Regions from separate parts of the Mus musculus genome. Here region 2 is linked to region 1. A link is a loop called in an ENCODE intact Hi-C map of the cell type or tissue named here. Cell type or tissue: left cerebral cortex. All regions are shown on one strand. Each heading gives the region's core, and the rest is flanking DNA. Links, peaks and the distances in the headings are about the cores only.

The links. Hi-C counts contacts between places; a loop is a spot of excess contacts. Peaks named below come from ENCODE experiments on the same cell type or tissue, not always from the same donor. Only the 100,000 strongest peaks of a DNase experiment are listed, where the experiment ranks them.
Region 2: it touches region 1 in a loop (2.6-fold over the local background); 1 of 42 quality-filtered maps calls a loop at or near these places.

Annotation. Positions count from the first base shown.
Region 1 is chr8:34,493,671-34,501,362 of GRCm38, forward strand. No RefSeq gene overlaps it. Among named protein-coding and RNA genes, the nearest start is that of Gm40489, 8.6 kb to the left of the region's middle. In left cerebral cortex, for the core only: no CTCF peak of the experiment used is centred there; DNase peaks (open chromatin) are centred at 3,285, 5,720 and 6,101.
Region 2 is chr8:34,619,991-34,627,682 of GRCm38, forward strand. All of the region lies in intron 1 of B930018H19Rik (RIKEN cDNA B930018H19 gene), which reads right to left. Among named protein-coding and RNA genes, the nearest start is that of B930018H19Rik, 16 kb to the right of the region's middle. In left cerebral cortex, for the core only: no CTCF peak of the experiment used is centred there; DNase peaks (open chromatin) are centred at 2,922 and 5,859.

The DNA of each region.
Region 1 (7,692 bases), core at 1,215-6,214:
CCAATGATACCACACTCAGCAATCAGAACAAAGCGGGAGTGGCTAGAGTGATTTCAGAGCAGAGAGGAAAGACAGCCATTTTATAATGATTAGAGAATGGATTCATTGGGGCGGGGCACACCATTCCTAGATGTTCACACACTTCCTGATCCCACAGCTTCACACACATCTACGGCACAAACAAACAAAAGAAACTAGAAATCATTTTGTAATACAGACAGAACTATAATGTAACAAACGTTGTCGGGGCTACCTAAAACAATGGCTAGTGACATTCACAGCTTAAAGTGCTCGTTATTAGAAAAATATAAACTTCATGTTCGGTGCTCTTGCTTTAAGACTAGAACGAGAACAAATTAAGCCGAAGGTAGTCAGAGACACATTAATAAAAATAGGCAGCGATTGGTGAGATTTAAAAATGGATGAATCCTACAGAGAGGAAAGCAATGATTTACGTCTTTTAAAAGTTAATGTAACTGATAAATTCATAATAAGAGAAACTAAAGGAAAGAATAAGGGAAGTACCCATATCAGGCATGAAGACTCTTAAGGAGCCTCGGCTATTACCATAGGCATTTAAAGGGAAGGCGTAGATATACAGACCAATTTTATACAATAAATTGAATAAATGAAAAATTTTAAGTATTCAAAAAACCATACCTCTTCCAAAAAGACAGTAGACGATAAATATATCTTCAAGGCATCTAATAGTTGCCACAGAAATTAGAATTACATCCCCCACCTCCCCAAGAGAACTCTGGACTCAAATGACTTCACTGGTGAATTCAAGCCATGGTTTTGGGAAGGAACAATACCAATCTCAGAGAAACTTGTTAAGAAATGAGAGGTGACAGAACTATTCCTAAACATAGTTTGCGAGTCAAGTAAAGGCCAGGTAGCTCAAGATGGCCAAGATATTTCATAAAAACTAAAGGTTAATCGTGAATAAACACAGAAATTCCTTCAGACTACTAACAGCTCAGACCCAGAAGACTTTAAAAGAGTCACTCACCGTGACCTAATAATTGGTTTAACATTAGAAAATTAATCAGTTCAACTCACCACATCAACAGACAAAAACAGGAAAACCACATGCTCATCTCAAAAGATACAGAAAAAAAAAATTCAGACAAAATTAATTCAGTACCCATTGCCAACTGAAAACAACCACACCGACATGACCCAGGAAGCTGGCAATAGCCGGGAAGTCTCTCAACCTCTTAAAAGGAATCCACAAAGCTCCACAATTAACATCATACTCCATGGTGAAAGAAAAATGCTTTCCCCTAAGGTCAAGAACAGAGTAAAATCTTTCAACCTCACGCAGGAAGTCCTGACCAATGAAATAAGGCAGGAACAAGATAAAGGGTACTGTAAAGGAAGAACGAATCTGACTTTATTTCAAAAGCCATAAAAATTCCTAAAATTGAAAATAAAATAAAATAAAAAATTTAAGTGAACTATTTAAAAGCAGATATAAATTCAAGATGAGAGAGAATTGGGTTAAATGAGGCAGTATTGAGGAGTGTGGTGTAATGAACTGAGTTTTGAAAGCTTTATAAGATTTGGAGTCTTTTGGGTGTTTTTCAAAATCTTTGTTTTACTTTGATAAAAACGCAAATTAAATTGAAGAGAAGAAGGCAAAGTTCTCAGCAGGCATTAAATTTATTTCTTGGGCTTCAACCATTTCTTCAAAGACAATTGCCTTATTGCATAAAGCCTTCTCCCTGGGCGGGCACCCTAGGAATTAGTGTTGAGTGAGCATTGTGCTCTCTGAAAGCAAAGCGTCTAACAGCTAGAGATACTTAAAAATGCAAGTGCATTTTCGGTTATTAATAGATTTCAATCAGCCCTTGAAATAGAAATAAAGATGTAAATTGTATGCCTAATTAATGAGTTTTAAAAATTGTTCCAGGGCAAGGATGAATCGTTTTTGGCTGATAGCCCCAAGGATCAGGAGCTATTCTAAGGCAGAGATTGCCAGTGAGTCACTTCTATGTATGTGCCATGTGAACACATGTTGAATATTTGCATAAATATTTACACATATGAATCTGTTGATGACCAGCAGCTAAATGTTGGGGGGGGGGCAATTTGATGAGTGTTTATAATAACATGAAAACTTCATCTAAGCTGAAAAACTCCTCACAGGGTTTAGATTTATGCCACTCAACCCTAGTGTTAGTTTCTAGTTTTCCTTCTTTCTCTATCTCCCGTGTTCCTTTCCCCTCATTCTCTCCTAGCTTCAACTTCACAATCCTCCTGCCTCCACTTCCTGAATGCTTGGATTTCAGGTCTGTGTCATCACACGTTATAGCTATCTTTCTGTTTATACACATGAAGTGGGCAAAGACACTAACCAGGGCACTGGGATTCAGGGTTAGAGGAAACCCACTTTAGAGTAAGTGGATCCTGAGAAAGAGACCTGTGAGCTACAAGAACCCACTTCTGAATGGGTCAGAGTGGACATCGTGATTAACGTTTCCAAGCCTCACTTGAGTAGTACTCAGAGGTGCTTAGAGTCACGAATCCTCCCTCCACAGCCAATAGAGATCTGGAATCTGCAGAGGGTGTTGGCCTTGTAAAATATTTTGCTCTGTTTGAAGGGATTTTTGCCTACTTCCCTTTAGACCCAGCCTATGAGTTTTAGTTACAGCTTCTTGGGATGATCTTTCTGACTCCCATCAATGGGAAGGAAGCTTGGCTGGAGACCTTTGAAGGGATTGAGCATGTGTCTCAATGAAGAACAGAGAGCTCTTCATTGTGTCTCAAGCAAGTGAATTCAGTTCATTCAACTCAGGCCAGAGGAGAAATTAAGGAAAGAAAAGAAATAGCATAGCATGCTTAAATTGTGTGTGTGTGTGTTTGGTGGTGGTGGGACCTCAATGACCTCTGCTCCCTTCTTAACTCCTTTAACAACCCTATTACTGATATTATGGGACACTGTTGCACGATTGGACGTTTCTCAAGTTCCATGTTGCTTGCACAACAAACATGAAAACATTCTTCCCATTAAGACAACATTGCACAAAGAAGAACAGAGACACATGCTCAATCCCTTCAAAGATCTCCAGCCAAGCTTCCCATTGATGAGAGTCAGAAAGATCATCCCAAGAAGTTGTAACTAAAACTCACAGTCTGCGTCTAAAAGGAAGTAGGCAGAAATACCTTCAAATGGAGTAGAATATTTTATAAGGCAAACACACTCTGCAGAGTCCAGATTCCTGTTGGCTGTGAGGGAAGATGCATGACTAAATACTACTCAAGTGAGACTTGGAAATGTTCATCACGATGCCCACTCTGATCCACTCCGAAGTGGATTCCTCTGGCTCAGATGTGTCTTTCTCAAAGGCCACTTACTCTAAAGTGGGTTTCCTTTAAGCTTGAATTCCAGTACCCTGTTTAGTTATTTCCTAACACTCATCGTAATGTACTTTTCCTGCTGGAATTTGAATGTCAATGTCTCCATGGGCTCATGACTATTGGGGGCTGCTTGGTGGTAGGACCGAGTAGCGCCCACAACTTCATCATGCCTTCCTGTTGGAACGACTCCAACCCTTAAAACTATGAGTCAGAATAAACCTTTTCCCTCTAACTTTGTTTCTATCAGGCATTTGGTCAGAGCAAGACCAAAGTAACATACACACTTCCTTTAAGACCAAAGTAACAAGTACACTCAGTCTCCTTGGCTTGTCTCCTTCACAAAAGTGTGCCTGTTTCTTTGAAGGCAGAAACATTGTGTCTTGTCTGACACCTCATGTCCTATGTCCTATATACCAGGTTTGGGAGCATCTGACACATGCTTTATAATTTGTAGTTGTGATATTTAGTACTCAGAATTTATTAGTTTTGTTTTGTTCTGTTTTGATTTAAGACTCAGGGAATTAGACCTAGTCTTTAATGAAAACCTTCATTGAAAGGTTCATAAAGAAGGCAGTTATCTGTAAAAAAAAAATGTGTGGTGTATCTGATAAGAAGTGGATGCCAAAGTTACCAGTAGCCTGCTTAGCAACCTCCTTTAGCATCATCCGAATAGTCCCTAGTCCTGAAACATGACTGTCGGAAGTCATGCTGAACACATGCACATGCTGTATGTTTTATTCATGTAGCGATTGCTTCACTTACACATGTAATCATCTTAGCCAGGCAGTACACATGTAATCATGTAATCACTAGTAATATATTCATGCCATTATTTCTTCCTTTTATTTACTGGGGATTGATACAAACCAGAGAGATTACCTAAAGCAGTGGTTCTCAACCTTCCTAATTCTGCAACCCTTTAATTCAGTTTTTCTTGTTGTAGTGACCCCCACCCATAAAATTATTTCATTGCTACTTCATAACAGTATTTTGCTACTGTTATGAATCCTAATGTAAATATATGATACGCAGGATATCTGATATGGGACCCCTATGAAAGGGTCATTTGACAACCCCCCCAGGGGGTCACGACCCACAGGCTGAGAACCAGTGCATTAGAAGAACTCAGTGGATTCCCTGGAACAGTTTAGAAAGCTATTCTCAAGTGCTCTCCCCTTTAGGTCAGGGTGTGAGTACACTGACTTTCAGCATTTTTCAAGCTTCAACATACTGAATCTATCTGAGCTGTCCTTCCATTAGCTAATGAAAAGTGGTTACACTTTGACTTGGGGATGTTCAGACAAAATGAAACATTGAATCCTTTATACATACCCACAGGGACTGAATGAAACACACACCAGGTAGGCTTTATTTTAGGAGCTAGGCTCTGATGTAAGATATATCTGAAGGGGGTGTCTGTCGGTATCCATCATGAAACTTGTCCAAGTCTAACTCATACACTAGTGACCAGTCAATACTAGTACATTTGAACTCCAACCTGCAAACAACAGCTGAAAATGCCCACTGGTACTTAGAGGGAGACCATTCCCTGTTGATGCATATTTGGCTTCCTTTTGATATTTTGAAAAACTTAACAATGGCCCTGTGTTTAATTCTGTTTTTAATGCCTACTGTGAGATACACAAAACCATATGTATATTGAGGACAGAGTTTCTTGAGCTCAGTTTTAGATGCTGAGAGCCAAAGATATGTAGCCATGCCAGTTAGCAGACGGCATAAAGAAGGCATAATAGCACACATGACAGGAAGAAATCATATTGCAAGACAGAAAGCTAGATAGCAGCCCAGGAGGCAAGCTAACACTTTCCTTTCTCTCTCTCTCTCTCTCTCTCTCTCTCTCTCTCTCTCTCTCTCTCTCTCTCTCTCTCTCTCTCTCTCTGTGTGTTTGTGCAAAAGTGTGTGTAACACATATGTGCCCATGAGTATATATGGCCAGAAGTAACACTGGGTGTCAGTCTTTGGAAGCTATCTACCTTGTTTTGTTTTGTTGTTGATAGATTATCTCCCTGCACATTCACTGACTAGGCTGCTGTGCTGACTGGCTAGCTAGCAATCCCCAGGGACTTGCTTGACTTTGCCTCCCTGGCATTAGAACTAGCGACACCAACTATGTTCTCATTTCTGGGGTCTGAACTCAGATCCTCAAACTTGCCAGCTCGGCAGCTTATTGACTGAGTATCTCTGCAGCCTCTAGCTCATGTTCCCTTGACTGAGTATCTCTGCAGTCTCAAGTTGTTTCCAATAACTTTTTTATTTTTTTCATGAAATCTAACTCGGGGTCTCATGTGAACTACTTGAATCCTTCCTGGCAGCAACAGCCCTAAAAAAAAATCTAGCAACCTCCCACCTAGCACCCACCCACACACCTCTGTTCCACTACATCACCAGACTGAAGACCAAGTCTCCCAACACATTAACCTTTCAGAAACAATAGCCAAGCACCGTATGTACAATGAATTAAAATGTATATTCATCATTTGATGGATGTGTGTGTTTATCTATGGTCTAAATTCCTCAAGTTGAAAATTTTGCATCAAAAAGTGAGAATGTTTAAAGAAATATAGTTATTTTGACCTGCCAGCTAAAGATGCTGTACCAAAATACACTCCCACTAGCAATCCAGGATTAGCCTCTTCTTCCTACCCTCACTAACAATTTAGATTTGTTTTATATTTGTTTATCCAATGGAGTAAGCGTGGTACTTCAGTGTGGCCTTATATCTCTTACTATCAGTAGGAGTGACCGCTCAATTCATGTTCGGTGTCATCTGTATTTTGGGGAACTGTGAGTTAAGGGACTTTTATTCATTTGCTTTGGGTTGAATAATTTTTCGTTGGCATTTGCAAGAGCCTTTTCCCATATGTAGGAAGTTAGCCTTCTGACTCTGATATGAATTGCAAATACTTTTTCCCCACACATAATCATTTGTCTTTTTATGTTGCTTAAAATAATTTTGCCAGGCAGAGAATCTTTCTCCATTTTTATGTTGTCAAATTCATTGCTGTCAGGTTTCACTTCGGTTTTATGATGATGTCTCCATTTGGAGGGAACAATTAGTTTCTTTTGGTAATTTTGACTTTGATCAATCTGTGAATTATTTTGAAGAAGAGTATAAGATATGTAGTCAGCTACTCAATACTTCCTAGCTTTTCAGCACCATTTATTAAATAATCTTTCTCTTCCACAATGATTCAAGGTTTCGCCTCAAGGAAACTAAATCTTCCCACTCAACATATAATGTTTTGCTATTGTTACTCAACAACTTTTAATCTTCCTACAGAAATGTTTAGCCTGTTTCATATGGTACTATACCTTCATAATTCTTGAGTTACTCCTATATGTTTTTCTTTCTTGTTGTTATTTTGCTAACACAATTAAGTATCTTTATTTCATTAGTATCTACTGGCAATCTAATGTGCTATCCTTTCTATTTGTTTTGCTTACTTACATAAATGCTATACTAGCTTTTTGGAAAAGTGCACTTTTATATGGACTTTCAAGAGCTTTAGCATGCAAGATGGCTACATCCTGAGTTGAGCCCAGAGGTTCTCAACCTTCCTAATGCTGTGACCCTTTAATACAGTTCATGTTGTAGTGACCCCCCCAACCATAAAATTATTTTGTTGCTACTTCATAACTATAATTTTGCTGCTGTAATAAATTGTAATGTAAGTATCTGATAGGTAACCCCACAGAGGTCATGACCCACAGACTCAGAACCATTGAAATCATTGGAAACCCATATGGTAGAAAGAGAACAAGTGACTTGTAAGACGTTTGCCATATGCACGGCAGGGTATGTGGCTGTCATGCACACACACATGCAAGAATAAATGAATAAATAAATACATACATAAATACATAAATGTAATTTAAGAATAACCCTCACAGATTCCCAAAGACGATGAGCATTTAAAGCTAAGAATTAAATATGCACACCAGGAAGCAAGTCATTGGCAACTAGAGCTTGTCAACATAGCAAATGACCCTAGGAAACAATTAAGGACTTTGCGTGTTATAGTTATTAATTGCTGAAGAGAATATCCATATTTGGCATATTTAAGAAGCGAAGGATAAGCTCACATGTGCCTATAAGAAACAAGTTTTGAAGCTTCTCGAGGTCTTGAAAATCAAACAAAGTGAATGTGTAAGAAATATAACAAGACAGGGTTTAATAGGTGGATGCATGAGCGTTATCGGGTCAAGCTGGAGAGAAAATTAACAAACTAGAATATAGGCCAAAAGAAACCGCCCATAACAGAAGTCAGAGACAGTAGAGATAAATGTGCCTGTGGGATAGCAATCAGG
Region 2 (7,692 bases), core at 1,024-6,023, 130 kb after region 1:
CACCTCCTTAGAAAATATATTTTAAAACCACTCGCCGGGTACTGATGGCACACTCCTTTAATCCCAGCACTTAGGAGGCAGAGGCAGGCAGATTTCTGAATTCAAGGCCAGCCTGGTCTACAGAGTGAGTTCCAAGACAGCCAGGGCTACACAGAGAAACCCTGTCTTGAGGGAAAAAAACAAACAAAAAAAAAGCACAGAAAAACAAAGAAACCACTCTGCTTTGGCCAAGCAGAGGTATTACTATAACAAGAGCTATGGGTTCATATTCATACAGGTAGCTAATCAACGGGGTTGAAATCAACGGGAACAGAAAGCAGTAATACATGGCTGGTTTCATTACCAGAGCATTTGGAGACCCAAAGAACATCTTAATATTGACTACTGTGATCATTAACATTGGCCAAACACCCTCAAGAGGCAAGGCAATACACGGAAGAGAAGTTGATCAAACAGGTGTACTCCAAGCTCAATAAGACTGTGCAAGGGCAGACACAGCATTTGAACCTGGCATTATAGAATGACCAATGGGGCAGATAACGAGACTGTCACATGGGATTTGCCCTAAACCTGTTGATCCACCTTGAACAAGTCCTTTGGCCACGCATGGAGAACTTCAGCTTTGCCATCTGCAAGGTAACACTATCCTTTTGTCATTCATAAAATTCTGGGTCTGTTCCCATTCACTTGCTGTGAGAGTGGTAGAGGCCTCAAAAAGACAGAGCCTAAATATCCAGTGGAGCTAAGCTCATGTCTATGTGTGGCTGATGCTCACTATAAAGCCTACCCAGGCACCAACACAGTCAACGAACTTGGTCCCATGGGGGCTCCCAGAGACTGAACCACCAACCAACGAGCAAGCAAGGGCTGGACCTATGCCTCCCCTCATATATGTAGCAGATATACAGCTTGGTCTTCATGTGGGTCACTCATCAACTGGAGCAGGGACTGTCCTTGAATCTGTTGCCTGACTGTGGTTCCTGCTCTCCTAACTGGGTAGCCTCGATTGGCCTCAGTGGGAGATGATGTGCCTAGTCCTGCAGTGATTTGATGTGCCAGGGTGGGGCAATACCCAGGGAGGTCTCACCCTTCTCAGAAGCAGGAAGTGAGGAGAGGGACTATGTGTGTGTGTGGTGGTGGTGGTGGTGGTGGGGAACCAGGAGAAAGGGGACTGCTATTGTAAAGTTAATTAATTAATTTTAAAATGAGCCCTTCCATGCATGTTTTCTTGGGTTTTGTTTTGTTTTGTTTTGTTTTGTTTTGTTTTGTTTTGTTCTTGCATGGTTTTCTGGGCCCTAATGGTGGTTTTGTTATTCCCTTTCCTTTTTTGCAAGAGAAGACTGTATTGATTACATTTCCAAGCTCACCTCACAATGTCACCCCCTCTGTTTTATGTAATCCTTTCTTATCATCTTATAGCTGTTCTCCCCGCCCCTAGCCCCTCCCAAGAGGATCCATTCAACCTGAGAAACCTACAACATCTGGTTTGAATGTGCTTTTGTAAAAGGTGCACGGTTTTTTGCTTTGTGCCTATCTATTTTTAAATCTCTAGCCTGGATCTCAGGTTGTATATTTCTGCTTTCCTGGGGAAGCTGGCAAGGACTCCCCACTATCCCACCCTCCCTTCCACCTCTGAGGATAACTGAGGGCCAAGGGCGATCTGCTGGTCCTGTGCTCTGCACAGGATAAAAAAGCCGGAAGTGGCCACCCTCGCCGCCAACGGAAGCGAATCACAGCGGAAAGATGAAGCGCGGAACTCACTTCATCCGAATCCTGTTTTTTCCACATTGTGTGGCTGCAGGAAAATTACTCATTCAAAACAAACAAACAAAAACTAACAAACAAACAAACAAAACCTCCACTTCTTGGTCCCATAAAATAAGGGGGAGAATAAATCATTGAGGGTATTGAAAAGGTTCTATAAGAGAGGCTCAGAGCAATAAGTCTTGCTTAAATTCTAAGTAGATGGCAGCTGAGTTTAGCGAGACTTACCTAGCAAAGCATTCACAGAAGCAGAGCCCCCCGGGTCTTATGTGGGAGAGATAACTGGGAATGAAAACCACATGAGAAGCCTAGAGCTTTAAAGACATGGACAGTGGAAAGTCACACAGCTAAAGATCTGATCATTAAGCTTTAAAGTCCCCCGGGGTAAACGATCCAGAATAGAAACATACAAGGGTCAAAACTGCTCTCCTCTACAAAACTGGTCTTCCACGTCTTCTTCTCTCCTCTCTCCCTCTCCTTCCCTTCCTTCCCTTTGTTAAACTAGGCACTAGCTTTCCTCAATCCCAAATAAAAGTCTCCCGCACCTGTAAATATGCCAACAATCCGATGTCAGCGTCATCAGACTGCTGTACCCGGGCCAATCTTTATCCCAATGTTTGCTATTCAAGGAAACGTAGAGCTACAGAAAGTTAATTAGTGCCTAAGAGGTCTATAAAGGCCATCTGCCCCACAACTCTTTTACATTCGAGGACGCTGGGTACGTGAAGAAGCCTCTGCCACTGTCATTTATTTTGAGCAATGTGTTCTGCTAGGCATGCCACGATCACGCACGCAACTCCACAACTGACACTCTGATGTCTCCGAGTTCTGCATGAAGACAGAAGCAGCTCAACATTTCCATAGAGCGAAGAAATACTCTGCAATCCCCTCTAGAGCTACTGTCCTAGAGAGGAATACGGCTTAAACGCAGTCACGTGTTGCTGAACCCCAAAGCCTCTCCCATCTCCTCACCAGTAACCTTTAAAGGGCATACCCTGGGGAAACAATGATCCACAGCCAGTGCCCTTCAGCGACATGAACTCTGGGCTGTGTGTCTAAGCAGCCGGAGCCAGGTGAGTCACAAAAGTCACGCCCAAAGCCACAATGATCAGAGCAGGATTGTGAAAACCCCAACCCCGCCCCGCCCATAGCATTAGCTCAGGGACGCAAACTGTCCGCTTCCTCAAAGAGATGGCTTTCAACAAGACTAATGATTCATATGAGATCAGAAAATCTGGTGTGCTTCTATTTATACCCTCCAAACTGGTTCAACTGCCCGTGCAAAGTGTTCACACATGAGATAGCATCTGCTGACTTTCAGCAATTGGAAAATTACATTTTTCTTTTGTTTCTTAATATAATATTTGTACAGTTGTGTTTATTGTTTAGGTCAGTCTCTCTCTCTCTCTCTCTCTCTCTCTCTCTCTGTGTCTCTGTGTGTGTGAGAGGGAGAGACAGAGACAGAGACAGAGACAGAGACAGAGAATAAATAATTTGATTTTGTATTTTTCACATTAAGGTGACCAAAAATAATAAATATATTGAATCTTATGATTCCAGAAGATTTCTAAAATAGATACATTTGAAATTTTCATTGGTCTTACCACTCTGTCTGTACAAGATGTATACAGGAATTTCTGAAATTTTGTCATACTTTTCTGCCTAATTTCGGGTTGCATAAGTTTCTTTCTATCAAGTCAACTGCATTTATTAAGACATAATTAACCTATTTCCACATTTAATCATCTAAGATATATAAAGCTCTAATCACAGCTTTAGATCAGCTTGTAATCAATGTTATCAAACTGAATTAATTTGACTCTAATCAAAAGCAAAAAAATACCATGACATTCTAGTTAATGAAGGCAGTTTTATTTTCAGAAATGTGCAATGCCTGTGGAGCTTTTGGGGAAAAAATGAAAAAAAATTAAAAATCCTTCTAGGCACATTTAAAGACTCCCAGGGCCCAGATTCCCCAAGAGGCAAACCATATCGGTGTAGAGTCTCATAAGGGGCTGAATACAGAAGTTAGAAGGCAAGGACACCTTTTATTTGTATGCATTTCCCAAGAAAAATGCTGAAAGCTGGGGTATGAACACAGTGCTTGCCTTCTAACGTTTTCATTTCCCCATCAGAAATAAGGGAGAGAACATTTAAGATAAAGAAAAGTAGCCATCGACAGCTCCTTCACCCAGGGCTGAAAGCTAATTATGTAAGAGGAAAACAACCCGCTTATTCTTCCTTCAAAGGAAACCTTGTGGTATTAATAGTTCCTCATTTTCTTCCGAGCCTCAGATAAACTCAAGCCGTTTGAGGATTTAAAAAAAATTCCAAAATTTCATCCGGGACAGATTAGTGCTGTTTCATGTGACTTGAATTTAATAATCCTGGACTGAGGCAGGGGTGGGAGAAGAATTCACCACCGGAGGAAGAAATTATTTTCAATTATGGATCAGTGAACAAAGCCAGAAGTTTTGACTCAAACCCCAAAGAGAATCAATGTCCATTTTAATGGCAAACCAGCACAATCGGTATCAATTTGTGGTCAATTACACCCATGGTTTTTTTTCTTGTTTCTACTTTGAGACTAGGTGTTCAGTGTGACTTGCCTGAAGAAATAGCATATAATTTGATGGCTGGGCTCTAAGTAGATCTGAATGGAGCAGCAGCTCTCACCCTTCCTAATGCTGCCGCCCTTTTATACCGTTCCTCACGTTGTGGTGGCCCCCAACTGTACAATTGCTTTTGTTGCTACTTCAGAACTGTACATTTGATACCCTTAAGAATCCTAATGTAAATATCGGATATGCAGGATATCTGCTATGCGACCCCCAGTCGGATCACAACCCACAGGTTGAGAACTGTTGAACTAGAATCTCATGAATTAAGGAGGGAGTCAAAAAATAATTAAAAAAAAAATTAAAAAGCAAACAAAAAAAGATGGAAACAGATCCTGATTAAATTGACCTGACAGACCAATTGACCTGACAGAACACCCTCATAGAAGCAGGGCAGGGGGGATGGGATAAGGACTTCTGGGGGGAAGGGATAACATTTGAAATGTAAATAAAGAAAATAGCCAATAAAAATACAATAATAATAATTTTAAAAAGCAAACAAGAAGGATGGAAACAGTTCCTATTAAACTAATCTGACAGACCTCTTGTATGCTTCTTACTCAAGTTTACAGCAAAATTTAACTCCCAGAAATTAATAGGATAGATAACCTTCACAAAGCTTTTCCTGGCTGTTCTTAGGGCATTGATGTAGCTGGCTCTGTGAAACTGTGGACATCCAGAACAACAAATACCGCTAAGTCAAATACAAACCACAAGAAAAGAGAGGCAACAGGGACAAAGTCATCCATAGCAGACAGGTACTCTCCGCAGTTGTCAACGGTGTGTACACACTACTACGGAGGAACTCTGTGTTTAAGATCTGAAGCTTTACGCCAATGCCACATTCCCAACTGACCCCAGGAAAAGGGGTGGGGAGAATGCTTCCAAACTATTTCTGTCGTCATCCTAAGACACGTTCGCTGACCTGAAAGCAGGGGATGGGTTTCACGGACAGTACCAGCTCCATCTGTAATAGCACCCAGCGAACTTGGGAAGCCAAGCAAAGATCAGGAGGCAACTTATTAATTCATTAAGGAGATGGAAGGAGTGCTGAACGCACAGAGCATTTGGTGCCTATGAATTGTACTTATTTTTATCTTGGTTATTATCATTGTGCATCTATATGTCATATATGTGTGAGAGTACACACGTATGATGTGGTGTTTGTGAGAGAGTGTGTGCATGCGTGCACACACATCACAGTACCCTTTTGCATCAAGGCAAGTGTTATTACCCTCCCCCCACTACCTCCCTGCCCTTATGTCTGCAAATTCTTATCTTATTCCCCTTGAGTCTAACCCAGAGAGATTAGCTCAAGGCTGAGAGATCTCCATTCTGAACTGGCACCCGAGTCAGTCATGATGCTGGATGTTCTAGGTGACATTTTTAAAAATACCAACTGAAGAGAGTGTTCTTCTAGCTACATACTCTGAAGGAAAACCTCATCTGTGCCACTTTGAAACCGACAAGAAGAGCCGCAGGGACTAGGTCTAATTTAGACCGTTCCATGACACAATCTTCCATCGCCTCCCACTTTATTTACATGTTATTTATGCTCGCTGAAAATTCTCAGGGATGAATGCAGTAGCAGTGGCAACTGTCATTTTTACCACATAACGTCAAAAGAGCTTAGAAGCTACGGGCACCTTGGTACTTTAGATGCGACGCCAATGATTGAAAACAATGACTGAACTTTTGAAAAGGTCATTAGGAACAGTCCGGTCCTTCTAGAAGGGAGAGCCAGCTACGCTTGCCCTCCCACACAGCAGCAGTAAACTTTCACAATTGTTTTAAAAGTAAACTACTGGCAAATGAGCTGACTTTTCCAGGAAAGTGGGGGGGGGGTGCTTAGAAGAAGAAGGTTGGTAGAGTGTTTCTCCTTTTTGTCTGATTTTGTTTTTGTTTGTTTATTTGTTTGTTTGTTTGTTTTGGTTTGGTTTGGTTTTGGTTTTGGTTTTCGAGACAGGGTTTCTCTGTATAGCCCTGGTTGTCCTGGAACTCACTCTGTAGACCAGACTGGCCTTGAACTCAGAAATCCACCTGCCTCTGCCTCCCAAGTGCTGGGATTAAGCATGCGCCACCACTGCCCGGCCTGATTTTGTTTCTTAAACCTGGGGAAATGGTCCAGGTGATACTCCTGAAACTCCCGTGGGAAAACCAGAAATAAAATCCTTTGGGCTTAAAGAACAAGCCACAGGGGAAAAAAATAAGTGGTGATACGGGGAAGGGAAACAACACATTATGAACTCTGCCCAGATAGCTACATGTACTTTTACATAATAAAGTGCAACAGCTGAGCCTTATGAGCAAGAACTAGAAGAAAATTTGAGCTGAGTCACAAAACTCAAGAGTTTTCATCTTGAATTCACCCATGACTGCTGCCTATAATAAACAGGGGACAAAGACAGATACAAAGGCTCATGCCTGTGATCTGAGCACCCAGACAGGAGGATTGCCACAAGCTCAAGGCCACGTTGGCTTTGTTGTGAATTCCAAGACAGTGTGGACTGCAAACTGATACCCTGTCTCAGAAAACAAAACAAAACAGCAACAGCAACAGCAACAGCAACAGCAACAGCAACAGCAACAGCAACAGCAACAGCAACAGCAACAGCAACAACAAATCTCCAAACACACAAATATAGCAGCAGCTGGGACAAGATCCTTCCAGTCGCCATCTGCACCAAGAGCTTGGCCTGTTCCAGAGCCCTGTGTACACAGATTCCACCAGGAAAGAGCTGGTATTCCAGGAGTGCTGACACAGGCTTAAGGATCCACAGGAGGAACAAGCTCTAGCCAGAGACAGCAAGAACATCTAGCACCAGAGATAACCAGATGGCAAAAGGCAAATACAAGTATCTTACCAACGGAAACCAAGAGTACATGGTGTCATCAGAACACAGTTCTAACACCACAGCAAGTCCTAGATACTGTAGCACGCCGGAAAAACAAGATGTGGATTTAAAATCATATCTCATGATACTGATAGAGGATTTTAAGAAGAACACAAATAACTCCCTTAAAGAAATATAGGAGAACACGGGTAAACAGGTAGAAGCCCTTAAAGAGGAAACACAAAAATCCCTTAAAGAATTACAAGAAAACGCAGGTGAAGAAACTGAACAAAACTATCCAGGATATAAAAATGGAAGTAGAAACAATAAAGAAATCACAAAGGGAGACAACTCTGGAGATAGAAAACCTAGGAAAGAGATCAGGAGCCATAGATGCAAGCATCACCAACAGAATACAAGAAATAGAAGAGAGAATCTCAGGCACAGAAGATACCATAGAAAACATTGACACAACC